Linked DNA regions of Homo sapiens: region 1 is linked to region 2. The links are chromatin loops, found by intact Hi-C in ENCODE. Cell type or tissue: dorsolateral prefrontal cortex. All regions are shown on one strand. Each heading gives the region's core, and the rest is flanking DNA. Links, peaks and the distances in the headings are about the cores only.

Region 1 (3,028 bases), core at 1-2,500, 410 kb before region 2:
AAGCAAGTGTGAATGTAGCTACAATGAGAACCCAAGGATAACAATTCAGTCAATGAAAATCCCCTCTCTCCTATTTGCTCACACTAGGCCTGCCTCTAGCCTAGAGTCTAGGCTAGCAGTGCACATTAACCCTGCCAAACATCAGCAGCTAGCCCCACTGCCACCCTCACCAAGTCTGCAAATAAGTGGCAGGTGATCTCCACAGGCTTTTAGCAAGCTATCAGGTCACACACAGTACTTTGCTCAGAAAAACTCACTTATGTATCTCATCTCTGATCAAGTTCAAGTACTTCATATTTACAGTTTAAAAGCCCAAAATGGGTTAGTTTATCATAGCCCAGCTTCATGACACTGATGCATGTGCTTGTACCGAGTGACTATGAGCTTGGTGCTCTTTGATTTAAGTGCAGGAAGCTTTTATTTTTGAATTTCTACCTACTCATGGCAATACATCAAACAATCAGTTTTAATATCTTTAGGGTTAAGTGCACTCATGTAATTTAGAATTAAATGATTTTTATTAAGCACTTTTACAGACTACATGCTATACAACTCCACTGATTAAGGATCATGGTGACTGGTAAAACAGCAGCCCCCATGAATTAGGGAAACATTAGTGAAATGCATTTTCTGAATACATCACAAAATGCATTCAGTACTAAGTAACTCAAATGTCATGAGAGAGTTCGAATGAAAATTTCCCCCAACAAAGCAAATACACAGATGAGCCCCCTAGGCTATATTGGATTCTAATAGTGACACATCCCTGGTTTGTGGTCTTTCTACTTCTCCTGATCTATATTCTCCACCACTCTACTCTCACCTCAGCCCCACTCAGAACTCAACTTCTAAGTCTAGCAGGGTTATTTATCTTTGAGTCTACTAGGAGGTGGGGCTGGGAGAAGGGAAGAAGTCAACCAGCCCAGGCTCAGTCCTCCTTGTAAAAGATTTGCAGTAGAGCTGCTCACCAGCAGAGGGCAGCATAAATCTGTTGCCTTGCACATGCTCAGAGAGGCTTTGGGCTTCACACTTAATGAAAGGCAGACTGGAAACCGGGGGTGTGTCTGACAAGTGCCACTGGGACGCCATGTGATTGTGCATGCTGTTGAACCAGATCATATCTCCAGCTCATGGCTTCTTGATCAAAACTAATACGAGCTTCTCTTGCCTATTGTTTCAGCTGGGCATGGTTGCAGAGGCCATGGGGAGATACCTGAGCCTACTCCAGGACTTTTTGCAGAATCACAGAAGTTCATTTTTGGCTCAGAGGTATTTGTTTTGCGGGTTTTTGTTTGTTTGTATTTTCTTTTGTTTTTTTTTTTTAAACTCTACTCCCCTCCCCGCAAAAAGGCAAACCAAACTTAAATACTTGAAAGATAAATTATTCAACTTGTAGCTGTATGAACTGGCAAAACTTTCTCTTCACCTCCACCAGAAGGATCTCTAGAGTCACAAGGATCTCATCGGAGCTACTCTATGTGAACTAGTACCCATTCTTTCAACAAGCTTAACTTGGTGCTTCTGTAAAGCTGTGAGGTCTCAGTTGTAAGAGGAAAATGTTTCTTGGCATAATGATGGCAGGGGCTGATGGTAGTGGTGGTCCCTAAAGGTGAAGGTCAAAACCAAGCTAAAAGCAATGTTCTTTCCTTTATGGAGTCTAGGAAGATGAATTATTGTTGTTACAAGTTGCACTTACTTCACTGAGGACATGTCTCACTAATGGGGAGCCTAGACTGTCATTAAATTTTCTTTCTTTCTTTTTTTTTAATTTATGAAGAAAAGGTTTAATTGACTCACAGTTCCAAAGGCTGTACAGGAAGCATGGCTGGGGAGGCCTCAGGAAACTTACACTCATGGCAGAAGGCAAAGTGTAAGTGAGCACCTTCTTCACATGGCAGAGAGGGAGAGAGAGAGGGGAGGGGAAGGTGCCACACACTTTTGAACTACCAGATCTCTTGAGAACTCTATCACAAGACAGCACTAGGGAGATGGTGATAAACCATTAGAAACCACTCCCATGATTTAATCGCCTCCCACCAGGCTCCACATCCAACACTAGGGATTACAATTCAATATGAGATTTGGATGGGGACACAGACCCAAACCATATCACCTTATGTTCTGTTATCTCCATCTTTGTTAGTTGACATATCTAGTTATGTAGCAATTTTTTCTTGGAAGAAAATGCCAACAATGTTCTATTTAATAAAAAACAAACTTCATACTCCATCTTCAACGTGCTTGTTTGCCAAACCTGATGGCCCTAAGGGATTGGCACTGAGGGGAGACGTGTTCCTGAAAAATTCAGTGCTCAAATGTATTACAGCTTATCAGTTGTACACTTGTGGGGCAGGCAGATTTTATGAAATTCTGTAAATTTTCTTAAGGGAATGAAAATAGTCTTCTGGATGCTACAGACTGAGTGGGGAACTTCAACTCACATCTGGGCCAAACCTAAAGCCCTGCTTGAGTTTGCAAGTATGAGAAGGAGCCACAGGAAGTAGCTCCCTCCTGAGGAATGGGGTAGGGTTTCTTCCAGAGAGCACTGGGGTCACCTAACTGAGAACTTAAAGACAGATCTGGGATGAGGAGGGGTGGGGAGACCAGAAGGAGGAAAGGGAGCTCAGATGAGGAGGGCACCTCTGGTAAAAGTGGGCAGGTTGGAGGGCTGAGGAGGGGTATCTGTTGGAACTCCTAATACTGGAAGGCCCTGTCCCTTGGTTCTTACAAAGGAACAGCTAAGTTCAACTTTTATTTCTCCTAGCTACACTACCTAGAGATCTGCCTGATTCTTCAGTCAAAGACTTTACTTTTCTTTTTTTTTTTTTTAAAGGTACTCAAATGTCAACTTTATTGTTTCTATATAAACACTTTTGTACTGAAAACTGTAAAAATAACAAAGTTTGCTGTGATTGCAATCCAAATTTTTGAAAGCCAGAAAATCTAATTATGCTATAGCCAAACTACCTAATGCTTTCTTTATCCACAAGTAACTTTGCTTCAATTTCTTGATGTTGGGTTTCATCTC
Region 2 (3,604 bases), core at 463-2,962:
CACATGATAATATTTCATCTGTACGTTATGCCTGATCAGCACTTCTCAACTATGGCTGAACATTAGAATTGCCTGGGGAGGCTTTTAAAAAGTCCGATCCCTGAACCCCATCCCCAGATCATTTTTATTTTGTTGGTCTGAGGTAGGACTTGGGCCTCAAGTTTTTAAAAAAAATTCCCAGGGAGATTGTAAAAGGTTTATATTTTGTTTCTCCTTAGGGCAATGGCACAAGCCGTTGCTGCCAAATTTCCACCCGCCTTGGAGTAACCTGAAGTGTCAGATTAGGTAAATTTGTGTTTTAACATGTCAGCCTTCTCCCATGAGCTGCTAACTTCAGACCATTTGTAAGATCACCATCATGTAGGCTGTTAACATAAAACATGACAGGTTTGTGCTTTACTTTATCAAAATGTATAATTATACCTAATGCTGCTCTTTCTTCAGTTGACGAAAACTATAAAAGGCCTTTTCCTAAACCCCAAGTTTGGGTAAGTTTTCACAATAGAACAAGCATCCAAACAGCAGAAACGTGACAGTAACAGTGCATTAGTTGATAATGTGGACTTTCACAATTCAGAAAATAATTTCATTTGTGTCCCAGAGAAATCAAAACAGAGGGCAGAACACCTGAAGGATAAAAGAAGGAGATCTGTGGGACCAGAGGTCAGAATCAGTGAGCATAATAAGAAATGAGAACAAGAGCGTTTTATCACCTCCATCTAGCCAGCTGCCAATGTTGGCAAACAAGTTCCTAATATGAATGTACCCAGGCACTGGGCTGAAAGTTGAGCACGCTCCTCCCTGCATCTTCCACATGAAGGCCGCTGTGACCATGAGTCTTAGCTACAACTTGGTGGTCTGACATATCCATATACATTTTCCCTGCCCTTGGCTGTACATTTACTGACCTTGAACTACTGGGAAAGCATCATGTGTCATTAATATAGTAAAGAGAAAGGGCACTCATAGGGCATAATAAGATATAATTATAGGCCCGGCGTGGTGGCTCATGCCTGTAATCCCCGCACTTTGGGAGGCCGAGGCGGGTGGATCACCTGAGGTCAGGAGATCAAGCCCATCCTGGCTAACACGGTGAAACCTCGTCTCTACTAAAAATACAAAAAATTAGCTGGGCCTGTAATCCCAGCTACTCAGGAGGCTGAGGCAGGAGAATCACTTGAACCAGGGAGGCAGAGGTTGCAGTGAGCTGAGATCACACCACTGCACTCCAGCCTGGGCGACAGAGCGAGACTCCGTCTCAGAAAAAAAATAAAAATAAAAAAGATACAATTATAAATAAGACTTTGTTTCTTTAAAGGAACCAGGGCTAAACCATTTCTAAGAACTCTTTATCCAATTCCTTACTTAATAACCAAGTAACCATGGCCAAGTTACTTAGCTTTTCAAAGCTGAAGTTTCCCCATCTGTCAAACACAGATAGTAAAGTGCCTACTTCATAGGGTTGTTATGAGGATTAGAGAATGCATGTCAAATATTTAGTATGGTTTCTCACACATAGTATTATTAGCTAAATGGAAACTATTATTATATCTCTAATATAGTAATAAATCCAAACCCAGCAGATTCTTCGGTGGAAAAATAAAACAAAGATATGAACGCCCAAGTGAATTCCTATTTCCATTAATCTATATGATAAAAAGCTTAGATTTAGATAAAATTTCAGTAGATAATAATCTGATGATTTATCCCAACTTTGCTTTGGCAGTATCTTCAAACAAAATTTAGATATTTAAAGTCATTGTCCTTAAAAGAGACCCTAAAGATTCAATTACTTATTGAATAGACAGTTTCAAATTGTATAAACAAATTCTCATTTCTTCTAATCCTAAGCCATGCCCTCCAAAAACAATAACAAAGATGATGTTACAGTGTCTCCTAGTGGGCCCATTTTCACTCATTGCCAACACATGTGTGACTAATAGTAAAGCATTTGCAAGTAAATTTTTAACTAAAAAGAATAATTCAAATGAAATAAAACCATATTGGGCAAGACAACATGGAAGCACCATGCACTAACAGCTGGAAACTGAAGGTAAAAAAACATACATGGACTTGATTGGAGCAAAAGGAGTGATAATTTAGTGATTAGCTAGTGTAGGGGAGGAAAAAACTTTTCCCTCTCAGGTTCACTATTTGGGGGCCTATGAATTAAACTGGCAAAAGACAGATTAACAGGAGAAAAGCATAAATAGTTATTGAGTTCACATGTTATGTGTGAGGGGCTTCACAGAAAATAAGTAAAAACCCAAAGAAGCAGTTAGACAGGGGGCTTATATACCATTTTAAGAAAAGGCAATAAATTATAGAGAAGTGACTAGACAAAGGAAAGTGGGTTTGAGCTCCTAGGGGTGGTGTAATAAATTGTGGGAAGGTGACTAGGAAATATATGATGGATAAAGGTTGTTTAGAAAGGTTTGTTATGCACACTCTTCTCTGTGCCCTCTCTGGTCTTCCTGGAATGGGAGAGGGAAATGCTTTTACAAATAGCAATTTCTGTCACCTTTACAAAGAGAAATTTATGCCCTGCTTTTAGACAGAAGCAGGGAGGGCAAAGAACTTTTCCTGGGTCTGCTGTTTCTTCAGTTGCCTTCAGCTTAAAGTAATCCTTATGCCAAAGTGGTATTTTTGGGTGTGGCATATTCTGGACCTCTTCACTAAAAAACAACTGAAGCCTCAAGTTGAAGAATTTCCAGGAGAAGATTCTTCTAAGTAATACAACATAGGTGGAAAAAAGTATTTTGCCTACACATTTTGAAGTAGCCTAAAGGAGAAATATTAGAAGTGAACTAGATAAGATATGCCAAAAGAAAATTAAAGAGTTCTTATTATTACCAGAAAGTGGTCCCAATCCACACCCCAAGAGAGGGTTCTTGGATCTCATCCAAGAAAGAATTCCAGGCAAGTCTACAGGGTAAAGTGAAAGCAAATTTATCAGGAAAGTAAAGGAAGAAAAGAATGGCTACTCCATAGGCAGAGCGGCCCTAAGGGCTGCTGGTTGGTTATTTTTTTTCTGGATATTTCTTGATTATATGCTAAACAAGGGGTAGATTATTCATGAATTTTCCTGGAAAGCGGCAGGAATTTCCTGGAATTGAGGGTCCCTCCCTATTTTAGACCATATAGGGTAACTTCTGGGTGTTGCCATGGCATTTGTAAACTGGCATGGCACTGGTGGGAGTGTTGCTTAGCATGCTAATCCATTGTAATTAGCATATAATGAGCAGCAAGGATGACCATAGGTCAGTTTTGTAACCATGTGTTTTTGGCTGGTTTCTTTATCGCATCCTGTTTTATCAGCAAGGTCTTTGTGACCTATATCTTGAGCGGAGCTCCTATCTCATCCTGTGACTAAGAATGCCTAACCACCTAGAATGCGACCCAGCAGGTCTCAGCCTCATTTTACCCAGCCCCTATTAAAGATGGAGTCACTTTGGTTCAAACACCTCTGACAGTATGAAGGTAAGAGAAAGGGAACTGACTTAAAAAATTCTCAAAAAGGCAAAGCTAGATTGTCTCAAAGGTTTGTTTTTGGGGAACGGCCACTTTTGATGTTGTTCTTGTTAGCTTTTACTAGAGCTTTAAA

What was found. Peaks named below come from ENCODE experiments on the same cell type or tissue, not always from the same donor. Only the 100,000 strongest peaks of a DNase experiment are listed, where the experiment ranks them.
Region 1: a loop joins it to region 2, with 6 times the contacts of the local background. A loop is called at or near these places in 7 of 110 quality-filtered maps.

What each region holds. Positions count from the first base shown.
Region 1 is chr14:36,372,171-36,375,198 of GRCh38, reverse strand. It overlaps the pseudogene DPPA3P2. Among named protein-coding and RNA genes, the nearest start is that of MBIP, 53 kb to the right of the region's middle. In dorsolateral prefrontal cortex, for the core only: CTCF peaks have their summits at 778 and 977 (motif pointing right); a DNase peak (open chromatin) is centred at 978.
Region 2 is chr14:35,958,322-35,961,925 of GRCh38, reverse strand. No RefSeq gene overlaps it. Among named protein-coding and RNA genes, the nearest start is that of LINC00609, 110 kb to the left of the region's middle. In dorsolateral prefrontal cortex, for the core only: CTCF peaks have their summits at 1,715 and 1,918; no DNase peak of the experiment used is centred there; H3K27ac peaks cover 1,327 bases.